Regions from separate parts of the Homo sapiens genome. Here region 2 is linked to region 1. Evidence: chromatin contacts called from ENCODE Hi-C data. All regions are on one chromosome and are shown on one strand. Each heading gives the region's core, a stretch centred on a gene start or an enhancer-like site at or near the end of the contact. The rest is flanking DNA. Distances are from core to core; before and after follow the strand shown. Region 1 has its middle 200 kb from the start of BTBD3-AS1. Region 2 has its middle 240 kb from the start of BTBD3-AS1.

Region 1 (7,306 bases), core at 3,475-5,974:
CTGTTAATGTGAGGTATCATGTTAATTGATTTTTATGTTGAGTTATTCCTGCATCCCAGGGTTAAATCTCAATGATACGTCCAATGTGCTGTCAAATGTGGTTTTCTAGTATTTTGTTTAGTATTTTTGCATCTATGTTTATCAGGAATACTGCTTGTCTTGTAGTGTCTTTGTCTGGCTTTGCTGTCAGGGTAATGCTGGCCAGCTTCATAAAATGTTGTTTTTTTCATTTGTATCTTTTCTTTTTCTCTTTGTTAGACTACCTAAAGGTATGTCAATTTTATCTTTTAAAAAAAAACTTGTAATTTCATTGATATTTTGTTTTTTAAGTTTCTATTTCATTTAGGTTTTGCTCTGATATTATTTCCTTTCTTCTACTCATTTGAGGTTAGTTCGTTCCTTTTCTAGTTTCTTGAGGTAAAATGTCATTTATCTGAGATTTTTTTGTAATGTACACATTTATTAATATAAACTTCACCCTTTGTAATGCTTTCACTGCATTTCATAAGTTTTGATATGTTGTGTTTTTGTTTCTTTCAAGATATTTTTAAATTTCCCTTTTGATTTTTTCTTTGACCAATTGTTCAGGAGTATGTTGTTTAATTTCTACATTTTTCAGCTTTCCTCCTGTTATTAATTTCCAGTTTTATAGCATTGTGGTTGGAAAATATCCTTGATATGATTTTGATCTTCTTAAATTTGTTAGATCTTACTTTGTGACTGAACATGTGATCTATCCTTGATAATGCTTCATGTGTGCTTAAGAAAAAAGTGTATTCTGCAGATGTTGAGTAGGATGTTCTGCATATGTCTGTTAGGTTCATTTGGTCTAAAGAGTTGTTCAAGTCTGCTATTCTCATTAATTTTTTCTCTCATTGGTCTGTTATTGAAAGTGGGGTACTGAAGTTTTCTTTTATTATTGTATTGCTGTCTATTTCTTACTTCAGTTCTGTCAATGTTTGCTTTACATGCTTACGTAATCTGATGTTTGGTGTACATATTATTTGCTAACTTTTAAGGGATTATTTCATATATTTTCATATAAGATACTGACCTGTTATTTCTCTCTCACTGGAGTATGACTGATAAGTGTTATTATCAAAGTTATGCTAACCTAATAAATGAGTCTCGAAGTGTTTCCTTTTTTATTAAGTTTATATAAAATATGTATCATTTCTTTCATATATATGGAGGAATTTTCTGGTGACAGTGTATTTGCCTAAAGGTTCTTTTTAAAAATATTTTACTAATGGATTTAATTTATTTAATTATGGATTCAATATAAGGACATTTCTCTCCTTATCGGTGCCTCTCAAATATCTCTAAGATTTTAACCATAAGTTTGTATCTCTTCTGAGTTATGTATGTATCCCCTTGAGTCTATTGATCTTTTTTGCATCTTTTTCCTTTGCAATGCTAGTTTTTTACAAATATATGGAAATTATTTGTTTTCCAGTCATTTATTATCATAGGACTATGTTGATAACAGCAGCAGCTGGCTGGGGTATGCTCAGCCCTTACTGACTTCTACATTAAGGAGAAGACTCAGTAAAATTCTGTATATGTTATGAGGATGTTCAATTGATAGGCTTCTCTTCCACACTCTACTAACAGAGTACCCAGAAAGCTGCACTACTTCTCCAAATGGCATAATAAGATGGGTCCCAATCTGGAGAGCTAACCCCTGTTCTGGATGCCCAAGCTCTGCTGGGGAGAACTTCTTTCTAGAAGGTCCCACTCTGGCTTTATCCTGGAAATGAGTCCTGCAACTGCATTCATGATGAAGGAAGGCTGGAGAAGACATTCTATAAGCCATTTAGCAAACAGTTCAGTCAGCCCCCTACTTCCTATCCAGTTTTGGTTCTGTTCTACATATCAGCCAATTTCACAGGCCGTGGAATGAGGAACTCCAAACTCAACTGCCAACTTCTGAGCTCATTCAAATCACCTGTTGGCATGATTACAACTAACTTCTTTCTGTCTTCCAGAAATTTGTCATGATCTTCATTCTGCTGATATTCCTGTCTCCTATTATAATTTCCTCCCATCATTTCAATCTTTTACCTTTTGTTTTGCTTTGTTTTAACATTTTATTATATCTTTAGAAACAGGTAAGGCTAATATATAATGAAGCAACATTCTTAAATTTAAATTTTAAAAATTTTGCAATTTGAATATTGCTTATTACTTATTAGTGTTATATTAATAACATGCAACTAAGGAATTTTAAAGTGATTGTATAATATGTTCAATGTTATTTTGACAACACTTGAGAGAGACAAACATGCAAACACATGCATAGGTAAGAAGGAAAACAAAAACAGTAGAGAAATTGTCCCTCTCCCTAGGCAATCGCTTAGGTGGTTTTCTGATTGTAATGAAGAATGATCAGAAATGTGCTGGAAGAGGATTTAAAATTTTCCTATGCTATAAATCTTAGCATAAATTAGAAATTAACAAATATTCAAAGTTCCATGCCTGCTAAAAATATCATTTATCTTCATTTTACTCTTACATATCAAGTCGATTACTCATATTTAGTGGGAGGTATATTACCTAGGAATGTCCTAATTTATTGACACAATTACTCTTTCTATTAACAAGATAACTTTTTGCTTATACTATTTTAAAGGCATATATATATTCTCGGTGTTGAAAACAAGATACATATACATCTTCAACTTCTCTTTTCCTGCCTCCTACCTCACTGCCAACCTCATTTCCCTTCAGCCAATCTACATGGAACTCAAAAAGTTAAAAATAGAACCAGAGGGGAACCTGGGCCCCAGCACTGATAATAAGTGATTTAGGTGGCAACACCTACCCGTATAGGAAATCAGTCTGATAAGTTATTTCAGGGCATAAAGAATTCCCACGTTACACCGTTTTTCAATTTCAACAGCTATTTCCTCAATTAGAGAAAAAAAAAAATCATCTTTAAGGTGTGATGGTTATTCTCCATTTGCCTACCAATTTCCCTTCTCCCATTATCCTCCCAGCTTTGTACCCCAGGAGGCTTTTCTCTCTATACAGCCTCTCTTCCAATTTCCACCTAAGCCGGGCCTCTAGGAAGTGCTGGCAGGAGATCAACACATGGGAGATGAGAAAGTCAATTTCTCCCTGCTCTGTCTTTGCTTCCCTACCTGGGCTCTGACAGCAGCTATGTCTCTCCCATCTATAGCCTCCTCCACACTTCTGACTCTTCAGGGACTCCAGAGATGCCAAATCTTCCCCCAGGTGATGGCTATCTTCCCCTCCTGATGGTCTGTTTCTTTATCCCATGATTTTTCCCTGAGCCTCAACTTTAATCTCAGTAATCAATCTTTTCACCAAGTATCTTCAAGTGGACTGCTTGGGTGAGTGCTGTTTCTGGTTGGAACCTGAGAGATACACCAGATTTCAGAAATGGTTTAATTTCAATTCCATAGGTAGGGATACTCAGATGGTATTCCTTCTGTGATTCACATCATGCCCTAAGTAAATCTCTGTTAGAATTTCTATTGATGTCCCTTAATTGGTGATTTTTTTTTTGATCTAGAAGAAGCATTTCTTTAAAAATTTATTTTGTTAAAAGATCACTTAATACTTTGTCATTTGAAATATTTGATATGTTTAGTTCAATGGTTCTCAATCTCAGCTGGAAAGTTTAATAACAGTTGTGGTCAGCAGAATGATATGATTTCCTGCACAAAAGGCAAAGTCCATGTTCACAAAAATTGTTTGGCAGAAAATAAGGACGTGCTTTATACTTAGAGTCTCCTGTTATGGGGTGTCCTCTCAATTACTTTAGTTTTATTTTGTTGAAAGATCACTTAATACTTTGCCGTTTGAAACATTTGATATGTTTAGCCCAGTGGTTCTCAATCTCAACTGGAAAGTTGTTTAATATCAGTTGTGGTCATCAGAATAAGATAGTCTCCAAAAGGCACTGTACACCCATTCCCAGTTCACACTCCCTGCATATTCCCCAGTGTTAGCGGTGGAGGGTATCCGGTTCTTGGCACTTTAAACAAAGAATTGGACAAAACGCAAAAACAAAGCAAAATGAAGCAACAAAAGCAGACATTTATTGAAAATGAAAGCACACTCCACAGGGTGGGAGCAGGCATGAGCAAGTGGCTCGAGGGCCTTGGTCACAGAATTATCTGTGGTTTCAATATACTCTAGAGGTATCCTGTTGGTTACTTGGTGTATACCCTATGTAAATGAAGAGGATATTTCCTGTCATAGCTGAAGTGTTTCTGTTTGATTTAGTTCTAGGAAGTCCTTAGGTTCCCTGCCTCCCGGGTGTATTCTCCTGCCTCACCAGGAATGTGAATTTGATAGATTTCACTTTTGTCATCAGGTCGTGTTTTATGGCACAGTTGACTTAAAGCAAGGGAGATTATCTGGATAGGCCAGGCTTAATCATCCAAGCCTTTTAAAAACAAAGAGAGGTTTGTCTCACTGGTCACAGAAGAGAAGTCAGAGAGATTGGAAGCAGGAAGCAGGTTCTGTAGCAAGGAGGTTCTCTGTTGCTGAGATAGAGGGGGCCACACGACAAGGACCTAGCATGGCCTCCTGAAACTGAGAGCGTTTGTTGCCAACAGCTAGGAAGACAACAGGGACCTCAGTCCAATAACCACAAGGAAATGACTTCTGCCAACAACCAGGGAGCTTGGAAGAGAATCAAGAGTCACAGAGAGAACTGCAGCCCTGGCCAACAAATTAATTTCAGCTGGATGAGGACCTGAGCAAAGAATGCCGCTACTATGCGTCTGAACTCCTGACCTACATAGCCTGTGGGGTAATAACTCTGTGTTGATTCAAGCTGCTAAATTAAGCTGACAATTAAGCAGGTAATTTATTAATCAGTAATAGAAAACTAGAGGCCTCAAGTAGAAAAGCCCCAACCTCCAACATTCTGGTTTGGGGGGTTGTTCTGGGTTGGAGTCTAGACATTAGTATTTTTCAACACCTCCTATCCCAAGTGATGCTGATATCCAGCCAGGAATGAGAATCACTGCCATTCTTCCTTCAGTGAATCAGAATCTCCTGAAAAATAAAATAATACACTAGAGGAGTCCTCCGCGAGCCCCATTCATTCATTCAACAAACACTTATTGAATGTTTAATGTGTGCCGAGTCCTAGGCCCTGGGAATTTATTTAATGGTTAGAAAATCAGACATAGTCACTTCCTTCATGGAGCTCACAAAGAGGAGAAAATACATTTAAACGCTGCATGATTTCCTGCACATAAAGCAAAGTCCATGTTCACAAAAATTGTTTAGCAGAAAATAAGGACGTGCATTCTACTTAGAGTCTCCTGTTATGGGGTGTCCTCTCAATTACTTTAGTTTGAACTACAAAGCTCTGTTTGGGAAAAATAAATTGCCTTAAATAACCTCAATCAGCATTATTTTCCTGTGCTTACAGAGGTCATTTGATAATTCAGGAAAACAAAAGGTAGGGAAATAATTGAACACAGATTTAACCATTATTCTTGGTATTAAGATAACAGGATTCCAAGTTTGAGATGTCACAGTAAACAAGTCTATTAAAGACTTTGGAGAAGACAAACATTAAGCAAATATTGTCACAAAGAAATGTAAAATTACTACTATGATAAACCTTCCAAAGGGAAGGTACACGTAGAATAGGAGGATTTGACTTGGGGTTGGTGCAGGGGAGTGTCAGCGAAGGTGTCTCAGGAACTAATATTAAGCAAGGAAACCAAAGATGAGCCGGGTGAAGTGCGATGGGAGGTGAGCGAGAAGCAAAGTGCCAGTGGTTGCAAACTGAAATCTCATAGGAACTTTAAAAAGTAATGATGGCTGGATCGAACCCCAGAGATCCTGGTTGAATGTGCCTGGGGTGTGGTCTGGGCATCTCCAGATCATCGCAATATACACCCAAGCAGGAAAAAAACAGCACATGCTCTGTTCTGTGGCAGGAGGAGACCTGACAGGTTCTAGGAGCTGGAAGAAGGCCAGGGTGAAGAAAGCCATGGCCTCCCAAATTTTCAGTAGCTACAGATACATCACAGACACGTTGTGACATGGACTTGCCCTCTGAGTCACTACTATCCAAAGTATTTTAAAACATTTTACCTTGTATTAAAAAATTCATCGCTAGGAATGTAATAGGTGAAGTCAAAAAGATTTCACCAAAATTCTAAGGATCATCCCAGGTTAAAAAATAAAGGTGTTTATAACTCATTTATAAAACCCTCCATTCCCATTCTGCTCTGAGTCTTGGCCCAGGAAAAAAAAAAAAAACAAAAAAAACAAAAAAAACAAAAAAAAACATGTTTCTAAATTTCAATACAACGATGGGAAATGGGCAAGAGAGCTCTCCTAAAAGAGGAAGAGGACACCGTTCAGGAGTGCATGCATTTTCTTTTTGGTCTCCCCAACCATGCAGCCAATGTTATACTGCAGACAACAGATAGAGCATTCACTAATACTGACAGGAGTGCAAATTATCCTCTAAATGGTATTTTGCTGTTAGCTGAATAATTTGCATATGGCATAAAAATGAAGTCAATTGATTTGAGATAAGCCTCCAAAATCTCTTTTGGCATTAAAAGAGACGATTGCCTACAAGTTACCAAATCAAACAGGTTTGTGCAACTGACCTCTGGCACTTTCCTCTCTTCTCCAGCTTCAGCCAAATTGGCCCCATTACTTTCTTAAACTCCTAGCATGTTCCTGCCTCATAGTCTTTGCACTCTCTATTGGTTCTCATTGAGATCCCTTTTTCCCATATTACCATCCCCACCCCTTTCATCTTCTTTCTTCCCCCTAGAAAGTCATTTAATCAGAGAACATCTTTAGCCACCCAGCTCATAGCACTACCATGATTCTTGATGCACTCACCTTGCTTCAATTTTATTTACAACATTTATCACCCTGTGACATTATAAAATTGTGCATTTGTATTTTGTGTGTCTTCCCAAACCTGGTCTAGCTTGTAAACCCATGCCGTCAGCAGCCATGTCTGTTTTGGTTGCTAATTTGTTTTGACCACCAAGAATGGTGGCTGGCACATACTTTATGCTCAATATATATTTGTTAAACTAATATATTGTAGGGAAGTTTAAATCTTTTCCCTGAAGCTTTGATAATTTGAGTCCATAAAACAGACAATAGATTAACAGGAAAAAAAAAGGCAAACACAATATGTGCACAGGAGACATACAAAACATAAAGACAACAAGAATGTCCAAATAGTTAATGCTTTTAACCATCTTGAGGTTACAGAAAAAATAGGGTCTTGACTCAGAGTGCTGACGGACAGAAATAGAAAAGGAGAAATGTTTGAGCT
Region 2 (7,306 bases), core at 3,288-5,787, 40 kb before region 1:
AGTTGATTATCAGAGATATATCATAGTTTTGGTAACGAATATACATTAAATTGTACTTGATAAAATTTCATATCATAGCATCCAATGTACATACCACAAATACTAAATTTTATGACCTGATATTTGGAATTGTAACATTTGCATAAAACATTAAATGGTTTATATGTACACGTTTCTCATGTTTCAAAATGAGGAAATGCAAGAGAAGGTTTCTGACATGTACTTAGGAGTATTTCTTTTCAAATTACATTTTATAAGTATGGTTAGTGCTTATTTCAATAAATGATATGCCATATTGGATATAATAATCATTGCTATATTTTTCCTTTTTACCGTTGGCTCCTGAAGTGCCATGGAAAGTCTCCCTGCTATCCAAGAAGCAGACAACATGACTGTAGCCCACAGGCTGGTAAAGACAATTTAATGAGATTTTTACGCAACTTGTTAATTTTCCAAATTAGCATTTCTTCATTCTCCTATCTAGCCATCAGTCCTATCTGGCATGAGTTAAATAACATATAAGTAAAAACGAAAACATCTAAACCTGATGATGGCCCAAACCACCATGTTGGCTGCAGATGTTCCACTGAATGAGAAGCTGAGAAAGACACAGGGCTGTAGTATGCACAGATGCCCTCCATGTGCCCAGTTGATATGCATCCTGAATATCTGACTATCTCAGCTTTGTTTTAAAATCATAGTAAAGTGCATGGATCTTTAGGATATTATGCTAAGTGAAATAAGACAGTCACAGAAAGACAAGTACTGTATAATTCCACCTGTATAAAGCATCTAAAATTGTCAAATTCATAAAATTAAAGACTGGAATGGGAGTTACCAGGGGGTGGGGGGAGGAGAAATGAGTTATTATCAACAGGCATGAAGTTTCAGTTAAATGAGATGAATAAGCTCTAAGAATATGCTCTCCAAATATCTAGAGTCAACAATAATGAATTGCATAATTAAAATTTGTTAGGAGGATGGATCTCATGTTAAGTGTTTTTATGCCAGTAAAATGAAAATTTTAAAAGTTAAGTGAATGAAGAAATAATAAATATTTATCATATTATTGAATTTTTTTTTTTGAAACAGATTTTCCACTATTTTTGTCCAGGCTGGAGTGCAATGGTGTGATCTCAGCTCACTGCAACCTCCACCTCCCAGGTTCAAGCAATTCTCCTGCCTCAGTCTCCCGAGTAGCTGGGATTACAGGTGCCCACCACCACGTCCAGCTAATTTTTATATTTTTATCAAAGATGGGGTTTCACCATGTTGGCCAAGCTGGTCTCAAACTCCTGACCTCAGGTGATCTACCCGCCTTGGCCTCCCAAAGTGCTGGGATTACAGGAGTGAGCCACGGCACCCAGCCATATTATCGAACTTTTAAAAATAAATTAAAAAGACATCAGCTCCATTAAGTCCCAAGAATACCACAGAGTTGGAAATCCTGGTCACCCCATGGCAGACTCAACCAGCTGCCTAACCAATTTCCTTTCTTACCTTCTCCCTTAATAATGTAACCCTACTTTTATAGGGCAATTGTGTCAGTTAGCCTTTGATGTATTATAATTGTCACAAAATTGAGTAGCTTAAAACAATAGTTTTTCATAATTCTGTATGTCAGCTCTATGGGCTTGGTTCAGTTGGGTGTTCTTTTGGTCTCAGCTAGTCTCATTTATATGTCTGCAATCACTTGCTTTTCAACTAGATAACTCTAGTTCTGGGGATTGGCTAGCTATTGGCTGCGTGACAGGGGTGACGGGCCCTGTTTCTCTCACCATCCAGTGGAATAGCCTAGATGGGGGATCGATACAGTTCTGAGAGAGTGATACAAAGCATTCAAGCACCTACCCCTAGAGGCCTAGGCTAGGAATTGGCACTACATCACTTCCACTTCATTCGACTGGCCAAAGCAAGTCACAAGGTAAGTCCAGACTTAAGGAGTAGGGAGGCAGACTCCACCTCTCAGTGGGAGAAGGTTCAAAGTTACATTGCAAGGGGACTGGGAAAAAGGAGAGAAATCATTGCTGATGTTTTGCAAGCAATTTGCCATAGCAGTATATTAATATCAATAATGTCTTTTATTTTCTGTATTTTATGATGTTTTGACATCTGAAAAGCCAGAGATTGCTTCTCCCAAGGCTAGCCAGTTCTTACAGACAGCAAGGAGCTCAGCCGTGAGCACATCTTTTATACATAAACCAACCAATTGTGAGACTTTAGCCACAACCACTTCTTTATCTAACTAACTTTTACATATCAAGCCACTATTTTTCCTGTCCTAAATCATCACAGGACCAGGTACCAGCCAACGAAAGACCACCACAATGTCCTGAAGCTCACTGGCATTATTTAAACTAGTCAATCCTAAACTGCTTATCTCACCCTGCCTTGCCTCTCTCATGGAAACCCCAAAAAACGGTCTCACCTATATTTCCCCTGCCTCCTGTCTTCGTCTCCCGACCACACTGGTGCTGTCCCTTGTGGCCTTACACGACCCAGGGTGACCCTCCTCTCTGGGACCTGTGGGCCTAAACAACTTCTTCCTTGCAAGCTTCATTTTTCTTTCCTCCAGCGGCTACACTGACTTGACCATACCATAACCAATATGCATAGTTTAGAACAAGCAGCAGTGTGTCTGGGTGAAAAGAAATAAGCAAACAGAAAAAACTGAAAATGAAAAAGGAATCTTACATTTTTCAGCCATCCTTACACTGAAGGGTAGTCAGGCAACAAACCTGTGTTCATAGCTTGGACTTTCTGAGAAAGCTGCTTAGAAGAGGAAAGGCTTGGCTGCCTCATATATTTGGCCTTGAATCTTCCACTTCTTTAAGGCAGGAATGCAGAAGCAAAGCCAGAGGAGAAGCCAGCGTCTTCAAACCTTGAGGCAACAAGAGTGAGCCTGAAAACCACATCCTAAGATGGCAGAACAGAAAGGAAAAAGGAGACAATTGCAGGCTATTTCCCTACTACTTTTTATAGGAGAAAAATAAAACTTCTTACTAGTTTGACCCACTTTAGGTCGTTCCTGCCATTCAGTGGTGCTGAATTTACATCCTCACTGATACAAACACCATGGCACATCATGGTGTAGGAAACTCAATGAACATATTCACAATGGTGCGGCCACACAGGAGAAAGAAACAAGAAAACATGCATCCAGGTAGGTCTCCTGGGTCACTGTAAATTGAACAAGGACACAAGGACACAGGGAACAAGAGACAATCCCATCCAGATCCATCCTAGAGCGAGAATGATGGCTTCCTGCCCTAGAGCACAGCCCAGTATTGGATACATTGCTTTTCAACAATTATATTTCTGAAGCAATATTTGGTGCCATGGGGACAAAGACGAAAACATACACAAATGGAAATAAAAACAAGAAAGCCTTCAGATAAGATTTTCCCCAGGAATATAGAAATTTTTTTCATCTACTATCCTTGTGGGAAAATCAATAACATTCGAGAACTTGACAGCATTTGTGGATTAAAGTTTTTGGAAATTCATTAATTCACTCAACAAATATGAATCAAGCTCCTGGATAACTGATGTATAGCAATTCTCTTTAAATTTAATTAATGCTTTCTTATTTCACAAATACTAAAGGTACTGCCAGATACAGTGACTTTGAAGAAGAATGTAACTACCTCCTTTCCTTCTCCCCTGTCTTCTGCCTTCCTTTACTTCTTCCCCTTTTCTTTCATCCCCTTCTTTTACTTTTCTTTTCCTTCCATTCCCTTCTGTTTCTTTCAGGAAAAACAGGTGGGAAGAAGAATTGCATTAACATTTTACTTTCTTTCTTTAGGTCTGTAATTCTCACAGCATGGAAGAAGTAACACAAGTGTTATAGAAGGAAACTTTCAATGGTAAATAGATATGGCATTAAATAACGCTGAAACACATGGTGAGAAAGTTTTTTTTTTAATTTTCCATCTTTTCTTTCTTTGCTTTTAATTGAAAAAATAATTACAAAAGGGCTGCAAAGCAATGTAAAACCTAGCTTCCTATCTCTTTTCTCCCTATCTTCTTAATTTTCCTCTCCAATCACTTTTACTTCTTTCAGCTGTTTTTAATATCATTTTTTATACTTTAAAATAAAATGCTTATTTTGATTAATCAAATTTAAAGTTTTTGTTTTGATGCCTTTTATAATTGATAAAAAAATTTCTATGTGGATTTAAAGATATGTCCACAAATTCTCTGAAACTCATTGTGAGGCAGGCTGAATCCTCCTCCTCTTAAATGGGGCTGAAATTTGTAACTTGCTTCTAACAAATGGAAGAAAGCACAGATGACAGTGTTTGACTTTGCAGATCAGGTCATAAAAAGGCACTGTTGCTTCCATCGTGGTCTCTCTCTTGTTCATTCTCTTGGATTAATTGCACCTGGAGGGGTTAGCAACCATGTTGTGAGAAGAGGCCTATACAGTGAGGAACTGGGCATCTGTCCAGTGGCCACTGAGTAGCCAAGGTTTCCTGCCAACAACCATGTGAATGAGCTTAGAAATTGTTGCCATGGCCCCAGTCAAGTCTTCAGATGACCACAGTCTCTGCCAGCCTCAGGTCTGTGGTTTCATGAGAGACTCATACAGCTAAATCGCTTCCAAACTTTTGAATGAAAAAAAAAGTATGAAGATAAATACTTATTGCTTTAGGCTACAAATTTTTTGATGATTTGTTATATGGAAATATATAATTAATAAAGTACTTTAAAACATTTCTCTCATACTCATAGTACACTTACATAACATTTACAATTAATCAATAACATCTCTTTATATTTTACCTAAGTAAATGTTACCCACTGCTGATCCAATTAATTTTGATTGCATGTCCCTTCTTTTAGAACTTATTTGTTCCACCTGGAAGTAAAAATTGCCATTTTTACCAGGCATAGTTATCTATGTATCTATCCCAATGATTTTTCAGAATACTTCATCAGGTCTACAATATATAATAGTCCCCAGTTATTCAGTTTCACTTTCCAGGGTTTCAGTGACCTGTGGTCTACTGCAATCTGCAAACATGAACTGGAAAATCCCAGAAATAAACAATTCATAAGTTTTAAATTGCATACTGTGCTGAGTAGTGTGATGAAATTGCTTGCCCTCCTGCTCCATTCCACCTGGGACTTGAATGATCCCCTTGTCTAGAGGATCCACGCTGTATATACCACTTGCTCATTAGTCACTTAGCAGTCATCTCACTTAGCAGATTGACTCAGAGCTTGTGTTTAAGTAACCCTAATTCTATTTACAATGGCCCCAAAGTACAAGAGCAGTGATGCTGGCATATTGTTATAATTCTTCTATTTTATTATTAGTTATTGCGATTTTTTCTTCTTGTGCCTAATTTAGAAATTAAACTTTATCATAGACATGTATGTATAGGAAAAGCACAGTATATATAGAGTTCAGTACTATCCATGGGTTAGGCATCCACTGTGGTCTTGAAATGTGCTCCCTATGAATAAGGAGGAATGATGATACCTCTTAGAAGATTTATTTACTCCAAGTGGCATATCATAATAGACAACCTAATAATTCCTTCCTTTTTTCCCCATGAAAACCTTTGTCCAAGAGCTACTGCCTTCTTGCTCCAATCCAGATATTTTCTGTAGGCCTGTCTTCCTGGGACGTGTCTTTGCTTCATTCTGGGGCTTCCATTCACTGGTCTTGTGTGTCATGTTTCCTCTCCTTTTTGGATCTTCCTTCTCTTGTCCTTTGTGTTACTTCTTCTTTTGCAGGAGAACATTAACCAATAGCTTCCTGGTTATGAGGACATGGGTGGAAAATATGTGAATTTAGATGTCTGAACCTAATTTCTCTATGATCAGGTGAGAATATTCTGTATGAAGATTTTTTTCAATTCTTGAAATTAGTTACTTACAGATTTTGTCCCCACATTTTAGTTTTTTTCAATAATCTGTCCCCCACCCCCAACAACTTGCTATTTATATTTAAGCATTTTGTCTGGTTTTCTACTCTTGTGCAACTTGTAGCACAATGCCTGGTACACAGAGCATACAAAATGGTTTCCAATGTACAAAGAAAGAAATGGAAAACATATATCTAATATATTTAAATGAATAACTTTCTAATTTTGGAAGGAATTAGACTTTAATTTTGATTTTGAGCAGATTTTAATTAGTCTGATAACTTTTGTAATTCCCACTTCTATCTACCCACAACCACTTCATTGTGTCTTCACTTTAGCACTGGTCAGCCTGCAGGCTCAGTTAGAATGCAAATTTATTACTAATCTTCAGTATACACTTTGTCATCATGTCTAATCAACAAGTGAAAATTGATAGTTTAGCAATAGTTACTGTTACCTTTATATCTGCTAAAGGTGTCAAAGCTGGGTGCTATGGGTTCGGAAGATGGAGCTAGATTTCATCACATGTGACTTAGAACAAGCCAACCCAACTTCTTTCACCTCAGTACACTCATCTCTAAAATGACAGATTTTGAAATTAACCTGGAAAATGAAGAACGTCTCAAATCTAATGTCCAGAATGGGAGTGGCTTATGTAATAGTAGGTGCCAGATTTCTATTCTCTGATTTTAAAAGCTATCATTACAAAAGGATATTGGGGGTGAGTACTCAGGCTTTTTAGGTTTCCACACTCTTGAGTCGTCATCATTCTTACCCTTTAAACAAAGCACTCATTTTCCTCATTTGTAAAATATTTTGGCTTCCTCGTTTATACAATAAGGGCAGTAATTATTTACACCACTGTGGTATAGAACATTAGTTATTGTGAAAATAAAACAGTGAAAAATATAAAATATCATCTCAAGGTAAGGAACTATTATTACTATTAGTTATTTATCTTCTTTATTCTATTACTTAAGAATTCAGAACCACGAGTGCTATGTAAGTTATTGCTATGGACTGAATTGTGTTCCCTCAAAATTCGTAAGTTGAAGCCTTCTATGGTTTGAATTATTGTACCCTCCTACACTGATGTTGAAATTTAATCCACAGTATGGCAGAATTGAGAGGTGGGGCCTTAATGAGGTGAAAGAGTCATGAGGGCTCTGCCCTCATGAATGGATTAATCTGTTTATTGATTAATGGATTAAAGGGTTATCATCAGAGCACGACTGGTGGCATTATAAGAAGAGGAAGAGATGCCTGAGCTAGCTGGCTTAGCCTCCTTGCTATGTGATGCCCTGCACTGCCTTGGGATTCTGCAGAGAGTCCCCGCCATCAAGAAGGCCCTCACCAGATTCAGCCTCTCAACCTTGGACTTCCTAGCTTCCAGAACTGTAAGAATTTTAATATAAATTACCTAGTTTCAG

Evidence for each region. Hi-C counts contacts between places; a loop is a spot of excess contacts on that map. Pooled maps may share reads with other maps.
Region 2: a map of Calu3 shows a loop between it and region 1 (2.9-fold over the local background). The contact joins two enhancer-like sites. A Hi-C loop is called at or near these places in 3 of 168 maps with a recorded cell type or tissue (CD4-positive, alpha-beta memory T cell, Calu3 and esophagus muscularis mucosa) and 2 of 50 pooled maps.

What each region holds. Positions count from the first base shown.
Region 1 is chr20:12,110,954-12,118,259 of GRCh38, reverse strand. No RefSeq gene overlaps it. Among named protein-coding and RNA genes, the nearest start is that of BTBD3-AS1, 200 kb to the right of the region's middle. Within about 2 kb of position 4,724, at least 2 of the 41 ENCODE cell types and tissues checked have a DNase peak (open chromatin) inside an H3K27ac peak, as active enhancers do.
Region 2 is chr20:12,151,007-12,158,312 of GRCh38, reverse strand. No RefSeq gene overlaps it. Among named protein-coding and RNA genes, the nearest start is that of BTBD3-AS1, 240 kb to the right of the region's middle. Within about 2 kb of position 4,537, at least 2 of the 41 ENCODE cell types and tissues checked have a DNase peak (open chromatin) inside an H3K27ac peak, as active enhancers do.